Regions from separate parts of the Homo sapiens genome. Here region 2 is linked to region 1. The links are chromatin loops, found by intact Hi-C in ENCODE. Cell type or tissue: ovary. All regions are shown on one strand. Region 1 has its middle 13 kb from the start of TIMM29. Region 2 holds the start of MIR6886 (microRNA 6886).

The links. Peaks named below come from ENCODE experiments on the same cell type or tissue, not always from the same donor. Only the 100,000 strongest peaks of a DNase experiment are listed, where the experiment ranks them.
Region 2: a loop joins it to region 1, with 2.7 times the contacts of the local background. A loop is called at or near these places in 22 of 110 quality-filtered maps.

The regions. Positions count from the first base shown.
Region 1 is chr19:10,939,323-10,944,322 of GRCh38, forward strand. No RefSeq gene overlaps it. Among named protein-coding and RNA genes, the nearest start is that of TIMM29, 13 kb to the left of the region's middle. In ovary, a CTCF peak has its summit at 2,873 (motif pointing right); no DNase peak of the experiment used is centred here.
Region 2 is chr19:11,113,367-11,118,366 of GRCh38, forward strand. LDLR (low density lipoprotein receptor) reads left to right here. Exons shown (of 18, transcript NM_000527.5): 9 at 1-83; 10 at 169-396; 11 at 2,728-2,846; 12 at 3,493-3,632. It overlaps MIR6886 (microRNA 6886), which reads left to right and starts at 108; the gene lies at 108-168. In ovary, no CTCF peak of the experiment used is centred here; a DNase peak (open chromatin) is centred at 2,685.

The DNA.
Region 1 (5,000 bases):
AGGCACCTGCCACCACGCCCGGCTAATTTTTGTATTTTTATTAGAGACAGGGTTTCACCATGTTGGTCAGGCTGGTCTCAAACTCCTGACCTCAAGTGATCCACCCGCCTCACCTTCCCAAAGTGCTGGGATTACAGGCATGAGCCACTGTGCCCGGCCCAATTTTATCACTTCTGATGGGTGCCCAGGTCAATCGTTTCATTAATAGCTGTACAAAGAAGCCAGTTCTTTTGTTCTTGCAATCTTATTTATAGCTGGTGAGCCACAGGCATTTCACATTTCCTGTTACTGATTCACCAGGTGAACAAATAAAAACCTGAAAGAGCCAGTCCTTCAAGATGGATCTGGAGTGGCAGACTGGGCTTCAATTTTAAGTACACCCAAGCAACCATTTGCTGAATAGAGGTCACACATGTATTCTGAGTTGCCCCAAAACTCACGCCTCCGTTTTAACTTTTGGACATTCAGAGGTCTCCTGGACCAATCAGTCAGAACTCAGATGTGTCAACCAGTAAAAACTAGGCAAGTTTGACTCCCTGATTTGCATAAACAGACTTGAGTGGGAACCTGGGCTGGAATTTTTGCTATAATACCTGAACCCTCGGGAGGCTAAGGCAGGAGAATTGCTTCAACCCAGGAGGCAGAGGTTGCAGTGAGCTCAGATTGCGCCACTGCACTCCAGCCAGGGTGACAGAGCCAGACTGTCTCACAAAAAAAAAAAAAAAAAAAAAAAAAAAAAAAAAAAAAAAAAAAAACCTGAACCCTCCCTTTGTTCTCTGGAATGCACCTTCATTTTACACCAAATACTGTGTCTCTTCAGTTTGCAAACTGTTGACTGGAATACAATCTATTCCCTCCAAATTCCTTTTCAGAGAACATTGGTTCACAATCATGTCCTACCAGAAGGAGTTTCTGGGGAATTCACAGCCATCTACAGAAGACATCCTTGACTTGCCTTTTGAGGTTTCCCTCAGGGCAGCCACAAGGATGCTGTGTTCCTTTCCCATGTTGTGGCAGGCCACAGTGACAATTTCTTTTTCTTTTTCTTTTTTTTTTTTTTGAGATGGAGCCTCGCTCTGTTGCCAGGATGGAGTGTAGTGGCGCAGTCTTGGCTTACTGCAAACTCCACCTCCCAAGTTCAAGCGATTCTCCTGCCTCAGCCTCCCAAGTAGCTGGAACTAGAGGTGCATGCCACCATGCCCAGCTAATTTTTGTACTTTTAGTAGAGACGGAGTTTCAGCATGTTGGCCAGGATGGTCTCGATCTCTTGACCTCGTGATCTGCCTGCCTCGGCCTCCCAAAGTGCTGGGATTATAGGTGTGAGCCACCATGCCTGGCCCACAGTGATGATTATGAATAGCTATTCATTATTTGAAAATGAATAGTATCTGAAGTATCTGAGACAGGTCTCCATCAAATTAGAAATTCATTTTGCCAAGGTTTAGGACATGCCTGGAAGAAATAAACACAGGGCCAGGTGCAGTAGTTTACACCTGTAATCCCAGCGTTTTGGGAGGCCAAGGCGAGCAGATAACCCGAGGTCAGGAGTTTGAGACCAGCCTGGCCAACATGGTGAAACCCCATCTCTACTAAAAATACAAAAATTAGCCGGGCGCGGTCGTGGGCACCTGTAATCCCAGCTACTAAGGAGGCTGAGGCAGGAGAATCGCTGTGCACCACTGCACTCCAGCCTGGGCAACAGAGGGACAGAAAGAGACAGAGAGACAGAGAGAGACAGAGGGAGGCAGGGAGGGAGAGAGGGAGGAGTGGGGCAGGGAGGGAGGGAAAGGAAAGGAAAGGAAGGAAAGAAAAGAAAAAGAGAAAAAGAACGAAACATAGAATCACGGACACAGTTCATAATCTGTGTCTTTCTCCAAAAATTATTTTGAGGGCTTCAGTATTTAAAGGGGAAAAGTGGGCTGGAGGGCAAATGGGAGAGTAATGTGTCCATGTGTAATAAAATCCATATATGTAATGTATCCCAAATGTATCCATATGTAATTCACATATTCCTACAGAAAAGGAGCAGGTAGGGGGATAGTCAATTATGTATTCGTCTGGCGCCCAGTAAATGGTCACTTTCCATAAGATAAAGTGAACACAGGGTAGGTACCTATGGAGCTTTTTTTTTTTTTTTTGAGATGGAGTCTCGCTCTGGCGCCCAAGCTGGAGGGCAGTGGCAGGATCTCGGCTCACTGCAAGCTCCGCCTCCCGGGTTCAGGCCATTCTCCTGCTTCAGCCTCCCCAGTAGCTGAGACTACAGGCGCCTGCAAACACGCCCAGCTAATTTTTTTTTTTTGTATTTTTTTTTTGTATTTTTAGTAGAGACGGGGTTTCACTGCGTTAGCCAGGACGGTCTCCATCTCCTGACCTCGTGATCTGCCCGTCTCGGCCTCCCAAAGTGCTGAGATTACAGGCGTGAGCCACCGCACCCGGCAGATTTTTTTTTTTTTTTTCTTTGAGATGGAGTCTAGCTCTGTCACCAGGCTGAAGTGCAGTGGCGCAATCTCGGCTCACTGCAACCTCCGCCTCCTGGGTTCAAGCGATTCTCCTGCCTCAGCCTTCTGAGTAGCTGGGACTACAGGCATGTGCCACCAGGCCCAGCTAATTTTTTTTTTTTTTTCATGGAGATGGGGTCTCAGGCTTTTGTCTCGAACCCCTGGGCCAAGTGATCCTCCAACCTCAGCCTCCTGAGCAGCTAGTTCTTTTCTAGTGTAATATATTATCTTACGGAATATATTCCATTGTCTGCATGGACCCCAGTTGGTTTATTCACCCATCTACTTAGTGACATCTTGGTTATTTCAAAGCTGACATGGTAGGTATTACTGGTCGCCTTACAGGGGAACAGCAGGACATCTGTAGTGTGTGGTGAACACTAGAGGGAGCAAGAACCCCCTTTCTCTATCAGGTGGGTGTTACCCATTTCCCAGCTGCACTAATCTGTCGTTCCTTGTAGAGGCCTGATCTGGTGTTTGCCCTGAATGAGAGATGATCTGGAAACCATTTGTGGGAAAATTAAGTTAGACATCCTTCCATTGAAATAAAATGCAGGGGCCGGGCACAGTGGCTCACGCCTGTAATCCCAGCACTTTGGGAGGCCAAGTCGGGCTGATCACCTGAGGTCAGGAGTTCGAGACCAGCCAGGCCAACATGACTAATTTTTTTGTATTTTCAGTAGAGACGGGGTTTCACCGTGTTAGCCAGGATGGTCTTAATCTCCTGACCTTGTGATCCGCCCGCCTCGGCCTCTCAAAGTGCTGGGATTACAGGCGTGAGCCACCGTGCCCAGCCTTGCAGCAAATAATTACATGAAAAAATAATTAATTTAAATTCTGGCAAGTTCTTTGAATCAAAACCAGGGAGAGGTGCTCTGCTCTAATAACCCAGCTCTTGTGGATGTTATTCATGCTAAAACTTGTAGGATTTTCCATTGCTTGAGTTCTGCTGTAGTGTTATTGCTTATCAGTGTAGGATCTGTGCTCTGTGGATTGGTTTAAACTTTACTCGTGGGACAGCTGGCTTTGAAAAGTTTTCATCATCCCCTGCAGGGACTGCACTGGTCTTTGTTGAGGCACATCTAATGTTGATAGCTCTGTTTCCTCCCAGCTGGGGCTCCAATCTGTGACCTTGCTTAGGTAGTGATGCTCTGAAAAGTCTCCCTATTTCTTCTGAGAACAGTTAGATATTGGGTGTAGGCTTTTGAAATAATATGATAGGCCTCACTCTGTAGGGGTTTTTACAAAAGCCACTATAGGCTGGACGTGGTGGCTCACACTGTAATCCCAGCACATTGGGAGGCTGAGATGGGAGGATTGCTTGAGACGAGGAGTTTGAGACCAGGAGTTTAAGACCAGCCTGGTCAACATAGTGACACCTCCATCTCTTTAAAATTGTTGTTTAATTATATAAAAGCCACTGTAGAGTTTGAATGCTTTCAAAATATCAAGAGGATGACCACAATGAAGTAAACTGTCACGGTGGGGCACAGTGCCTCATGCCTGTAATCCCAGCACTTTGGGAGGCTAATGTGGATGGATCCCTTGAGCTATGAGTTTGAGACTGACCTGGGCAACATAGGGAGACCCCATCTCTACTAAAAATATGAAAAATTTAGTAAAAACCCTGTCTCTACTAAAAATACAAAAATTAGCCAGATGTGCTGGCATGTGCCTGTAGTCCCAGATACTGGGGAGGCTGAGGTGAGAGAATCACTTGAACCTGGGAGGCAGAGGTTGCAATGAGCTGAGATCATGCCACTGAACTCCAGCCTGGGCAACAGAGCAAGACTCCCTCTCAATAAATAAATAAATAAATAAACAAATAAATAAATAAATACTAAAATAAAATATAGCCAGGGCACAGTGGCTCGCACCTGTAATCCCAGCACTTTGGGAGGCCGAGGTGGGCAGATCATGAGGTCAGGCGTTCGAGACCAGCCTGGCCAACATGGTGAAACCCCATCTCTACTAAAGATACAAAAAGTTAGGCATGGTGGTGGGTGTCTGTAATCCCAGTTACTCCGGAGGCTGAGGCAGGAGAATCGCTTGAACCTGGGAGGCAGAGGTTGCCGTGAACTGAGATCGCGCCACTGCACTCCAGCCTGGGTGACAGACCAAGACTCCCTCTAAAAAAAAAAAAATTACCTGAGTGAGGTAGTGTGCTCCTGTAGTCCCAGCTACTTGGGAGGCTGAGGTGGAGGATCACCTGAGCCCCGCAGGTTGACTCCATAGTGAGCCATGATCATCTCACTGCACTCCAGCCTAGTTGAACAGTGAGACTCTGTCTCAAAAAAAAAATAAAAATAAAAAAAAAGAGGGAGAGGCTGGGTGTGGTGGTTCATGCCTGTAATCCCAGCACTTTGGGAGGCCGAGGCAGGTGGATCACGAGGTCTGGAGATCAAGACCATCCTGGCTAACACGGTGAAACCCTGTCTCTACTAAAAATACAAAAAATTAGCTGGGCGTGGTGGCACGTGCCTGTAGTCCCAGCTACTCGGG
Region 2 (5,000 bases), 170 kb after region 1:
CTGAGGAACGTGGTCGCTCTGGACACGGAGGTGGCCAGCAATAGAATCTACTGGTCTGACCTGTCCCAGAGAATGATCTGCAGGTGAGCGTCGCCCCTGCCTGCAGCCTTGGCCCGCAGGTGAGATGAGGGCTCCTGGCGCTGATGCCCTTCTCTCCTCCTGCCTCAGCACCCAGCTTGACAGAGCCCACGGCGTCTCTTCCTATGACACCGTCATCAGCAGAGACATCCAGGCCCCCGACGGGCTGGCTGTGGACTGGATCCACAGCAACATCTACTGGACCGACTCTGTCCTGGGCACTGTCTCTGTTGCGGATACCAAGGGCGTGAAGAGGAAAACGTTATTCAGGGAGAACGGCTCCAAGCCAAGGGCCATCGTGGTGGATCCTGTTCATGGGTGCGTATCCACGACGCTGAGGGCTGCAGAGGGAATGGAGGGAGCAGGAAGGAGCTTCAGGAACTGGTTAGTGGGCTGGGCATGGTGGCTCAAAGCACCTGTAATCCCAGCACTTTGGGAGGCCAAGGTGGGTGGATCATCAAGACCAGCCTGACCAACATGGTGAAACCTCGTCTCTACTAAAAATACAAAAATTAGCCGGGTGTGGTGGTGGGCACCTGTAATCCCAGCTGCTCGGGAGGCTGAGGCAGGAGAATCACTTGAACCTGGGAGATGGAGGTTGCAGTGAGCCAAGACAGCCCCACTGCACTCCAGCCTGGGTGACAGAGTGAGACTCCGTCTCAAAAAAAAAAAAAAAAACTAAACAAAAAACTGGTTAGTGGCTAGACAACAGGATGGTATCTTCCAAGCCCATGGCTGACTCAGCAGCTCCTGGGTCAAGACACTGTGACCTGTGTCCCCTGGCAGGAAGCATCGCCCCTGCCACCTGCCCGGTGTACTCTGTACCTGTCAGGTGACATCTGCTACCTAAGCACGTGAGAGGTGGCATTTCACAGTTTCAGTGTGGTGCTGACAACCCGGGACGCACACTGTCCTTGCAGCTACAATCAGGAGGTGAATGTTGGGTTTCCAGCAGAGAACACTGGAGAAGGCACACTTGGTGTCTGGAAGGGAAAAGCAGGGAAGAGAGCATCATCAGATGCCTGCGGGTGAAGGTGGGCCCGCTATGGCCAGCGTCCCTTTTTATTTTTATTTATTTATTTATTTGAGATGGAATCTCGCTCTGTCGCCCAGACTGTAGTGCAGTGGTGCGATCACGGCTCACTGCAAGCTCCGCCTCACAGGTTCACGCCATTCTCCTGCCTCAGCCTCCCGAGTAGCTGGGACTACAGGCACCCGCCACCACGCCCGGTTAATTTTTTGCATTTTTATTAGAGACGGGGTTTCACCGCGTTAGCCAGGATGGTCTAAATCTCCTGACCCTGTGATCCACCCGCCTCGGCCTCCCTAAGTGCTTGGATTACAAGCGTGAGCCACCACGCCCGGCCCCCTTTTTATTTTTTATTTTTTGAGACGGAGTCTCGCTCTGTCGCCCAGGCTAGATTGCAGTGGCGTGATCTCGGCTCACTGCAGCCTCCGCCTCCCAGGTTCAAGTGATTCTCCTGCCTCAACCTCCCAACTAATTAGGATTACAAGCATGTACCACCATGCCTGACTAATTTTTTGTATTTTTAGTAGAGACTGGGTTTCACCATGTTGGCTAGGCTGGTCTCGAACCCTTAGCCTCAAGTAATCTGCCTGCCTCAGCCTCCCAAACAGCGGGGATTACAGGCATGAGCCACTGTGCCCAACCCAACCCTGGATCTCTTTTAAACAAGACAATGCTCGCTGTTGCCACAGAACAATGGGTGGGGTACATGTGGCCCAGTGTGTTTGGCCACATAACTGCCAGGCCAGAGGGAAAGAGACTCTCAGACTGTCTCCACTCAGATACAAATGTGTGTGTTGTGTGCGTGTGTTCTGGTCTCATATTTGTTTGTTTTGAGACAGGGTGTCGCTCTGTCACTGAGTCTGGAGTGCAGTGGCGCAATCAGAGTTCACTGCAGCCTCAAACTCTTGGGCTCAGTTGATTCTCCCACTTCAGCCTCCCAAGTAGCTGGAACTACAGGTGAACACCACTGTGCCCAGCTAATTTATTTTATTTTTAGTAGAGATGAGGTCTCACTATGTTGCCCAGGCTGGTCTTGACCTCCTAGCCTCAAGCAATCCTCCTGCCTTGGTCTCCCAAAGTGCTGGGATTACACGTGCGAGCCATTGCGCATGGCTTGTGTTCTTGTGTTTCTTCCTTTTTCTTTCGAGATGGCGTCTCAGTCTGCCACCCAGGCTGGAGTGCAGTGGTGTGATCATAGCTCACTGTAGCCTCAACTTCCTGGGCTCAAGCAATCCTCTTGATTTCAGCCTCCCGGGCCTGGCCAGCATGGTGAAACCCCGTCTCTACTAAAAATACAAAAATGTAGCCAGGCGTGGTGGTGGGCGCCTGTAATCCCAGCTACACCAGAGGCTGAGGCAGGAGAATCGCTTGAGCCTGGAAGGTGGAGGTTGCAGCAAGCCAAGATCGTGCCACTGCACTCCAGCCTGGGCAACAGAGACAGACTCTGTCTCAAAAAAAAAAAAAAAAAACCCAAACAAGCCACATTTGGAGTTTGGGGTTCCCAGCAGGACTATTTCCCAAGCCTGAGCCTGGCTGTTTCTTCCAGAATTCGTTGCACGCATTGGCTGGGATCCTCCCCCGCCCTCCAGCCTCACAGCTATTCTCTGTCCTCCCACCAGCTTCATGTACTGGACTGACTGGGGAACTCCCGCCAAGATCAAGAAAGGGGGCCTGAATGGTGTGGACATCTACTCGCTGGTGACTGAAAACATTCAGTGGCCCAATGGCATCACCCTAGGTATGTTCGCAGGACAGCCGTCCCAGCCAGGGCCGGGCACAGGCTGGAGGACAGACGGGGGTTGCCAGGTGGCTCTGGGACAAGCCCAAGCTGCTCCCTGAAGGTTTCCCTCTTTCTTTTCTTTGTTTTTTCTTTTTTTGAGATGAGGTCTTGGTCTGTCACCCAGGCTGGAGTGCACTGGCGCAATCGTAGCTCACTGCAGCCTCCACCTCCCAGGCTCAAGTGATCCTCCTGCCTCACCCTCCTGAGTAGCTGAGATTACAGACACGTGCCACCACGGCAGACTAATTTTATTTTATTTTTGGGAAGAGACAAAGTCTTGTTATGTTGGCCTGGCTGGTCTCAAACTCAGGGTGCAAGCGATCCTCCCGCCTCAGCCTTCCAAACTGCTGGGATTACAGGCGTGGGCCACCGTACCCAGCCTCCTTGAAGTTTTTCTGACCTGCAACTCCCCTACCTGCCCATTGGAGAGGGCGTCACAGGGGAGGGGTTCAGGCTCACATGTGGTTGGAGCTGCCTCTCCAGGTGCTTTTCTGCTAGGTCCCTGGCAGGGGGTCTTCCTGCCCGGAGCAGCGTGGCCAGGCCCTCAGGACCCTCTGGGACTGGCATCAGCACGTGACCTCTCCTTATCCACTTGTGTGTCTAGATCTCCTCAGTGGCCGCCTCTACTGGGTTGACTCCAAACTTCACTCCATCTCAAGCATCGATGTCAACGGGGGCAACCGGAAGACCATCTTGGAGGATGAAAAGAGGCTGGCCCACCCCTTCTCCTTGGCCGTCTTTGAGGTGTGGCTTACGTACGAGATGCAAGCACTTAGGTGGCGGATAGACACAGACTATAGATCACTCAAGCCAAGATGAACGCAGAAAACTGGTTGTGACTAGGAGGAGGTCTTAGACCTGAGTTATTTCTATTTTCTTCTTTCTTTTTTTTTTTTTTTTTGAGACAGAGTTTTGCTCTCGTTTCCCAGGCTGGAGGGCAATGGCATGATCTCGGCTCACCGCAACCTCCACCTCCCAGGTTCAAGTGATTCTCCTGTCTCAGGCTCCCCAGTAGCTGGGATTACAGGCATGCACCACCACCATGCCCGGCTAATTTTGTATTTTTAGTAGAGACGGAGTTTCTCCATGTTGGTCAGGCTGGTCTCGAACTCCCGACCTCAGGTGATCTGCCTGCCTCGGCCTCCCAAAGTGCTGGGATTACAGACTTGAGCCACCGCGCCCAGCTATTTCTGTTTTCTTTCTTTCTTCTTCTTCTTTTTTTTTTTCTAAGAGACAGGATCTCACTCTGTCCCCAGGCAGGAGTGCAGTGCTGTGATCATAGCTCACTGCAGCCTTAACCTCCTGGGCTCAAGTGATCTTCCCACCTCAGCCTCCCAAGTAGCTGGAACTACAGGTGCACACCACCATGCCCAGCTCATTTTTGTATTTTTTTTTTTTTTGAGACAGTCTCGTTCTGTCACCCCGGCTGGAGTGCAGTGGTACAATCTTGGCTCACTGCAACCTCTGCCTCCCAGGTTCAAGCGATTCTCCTGCCTCAGCCTCCTGAGTAGTTGAGATTACAGGCATGTGTGCCATCATACCTGGCTGATTTTTGTATTTTTTTTTAGAGATGGGGTCTCAGTATGTTGACCAGGCTTGTCTTAAACTCCCGGCCTCAAGTGATCCTCCCACTTCAGTCTCCCAAAGTGCTGGGATTACAGGCATGAGCCACTGCGGCCGGTTTGTTTTCTTTTTTTTTTCGTTTTTTGGAGACGGAATTTCACCTTTGTTGCCCAGGATGGAGTGCAATGGCACGATATCGCCTCACCACAACCTCTGCCTCCTGGGTTCAAACCATTTTCCTGCCTCAGCCTTCTTAGTAGCTGGGATTACAAGCATGTGCCACCACGCCCGGCTGATTTTGTATTTTTAGTAGAGATGGGGTTTCTCCATGTTGGCCAGGCTGGTCTCGAACTCCTGACCTCAGGTCATTCGCCCACCTCTGCCTCCCAAAGTGCTGGGATTACAGGCGTGAGCCACCGTGCCCGGTGGTTTGTATTCTTTTTACTGAGAGTCGTGAAAGGCAGTGATCCTCTGTCACATGTGATCTTGGCTCTCAGGGGACATTTGGCAATTTCTAGAGATTTTTTGGTTGTCACAAGTCAATGGGGA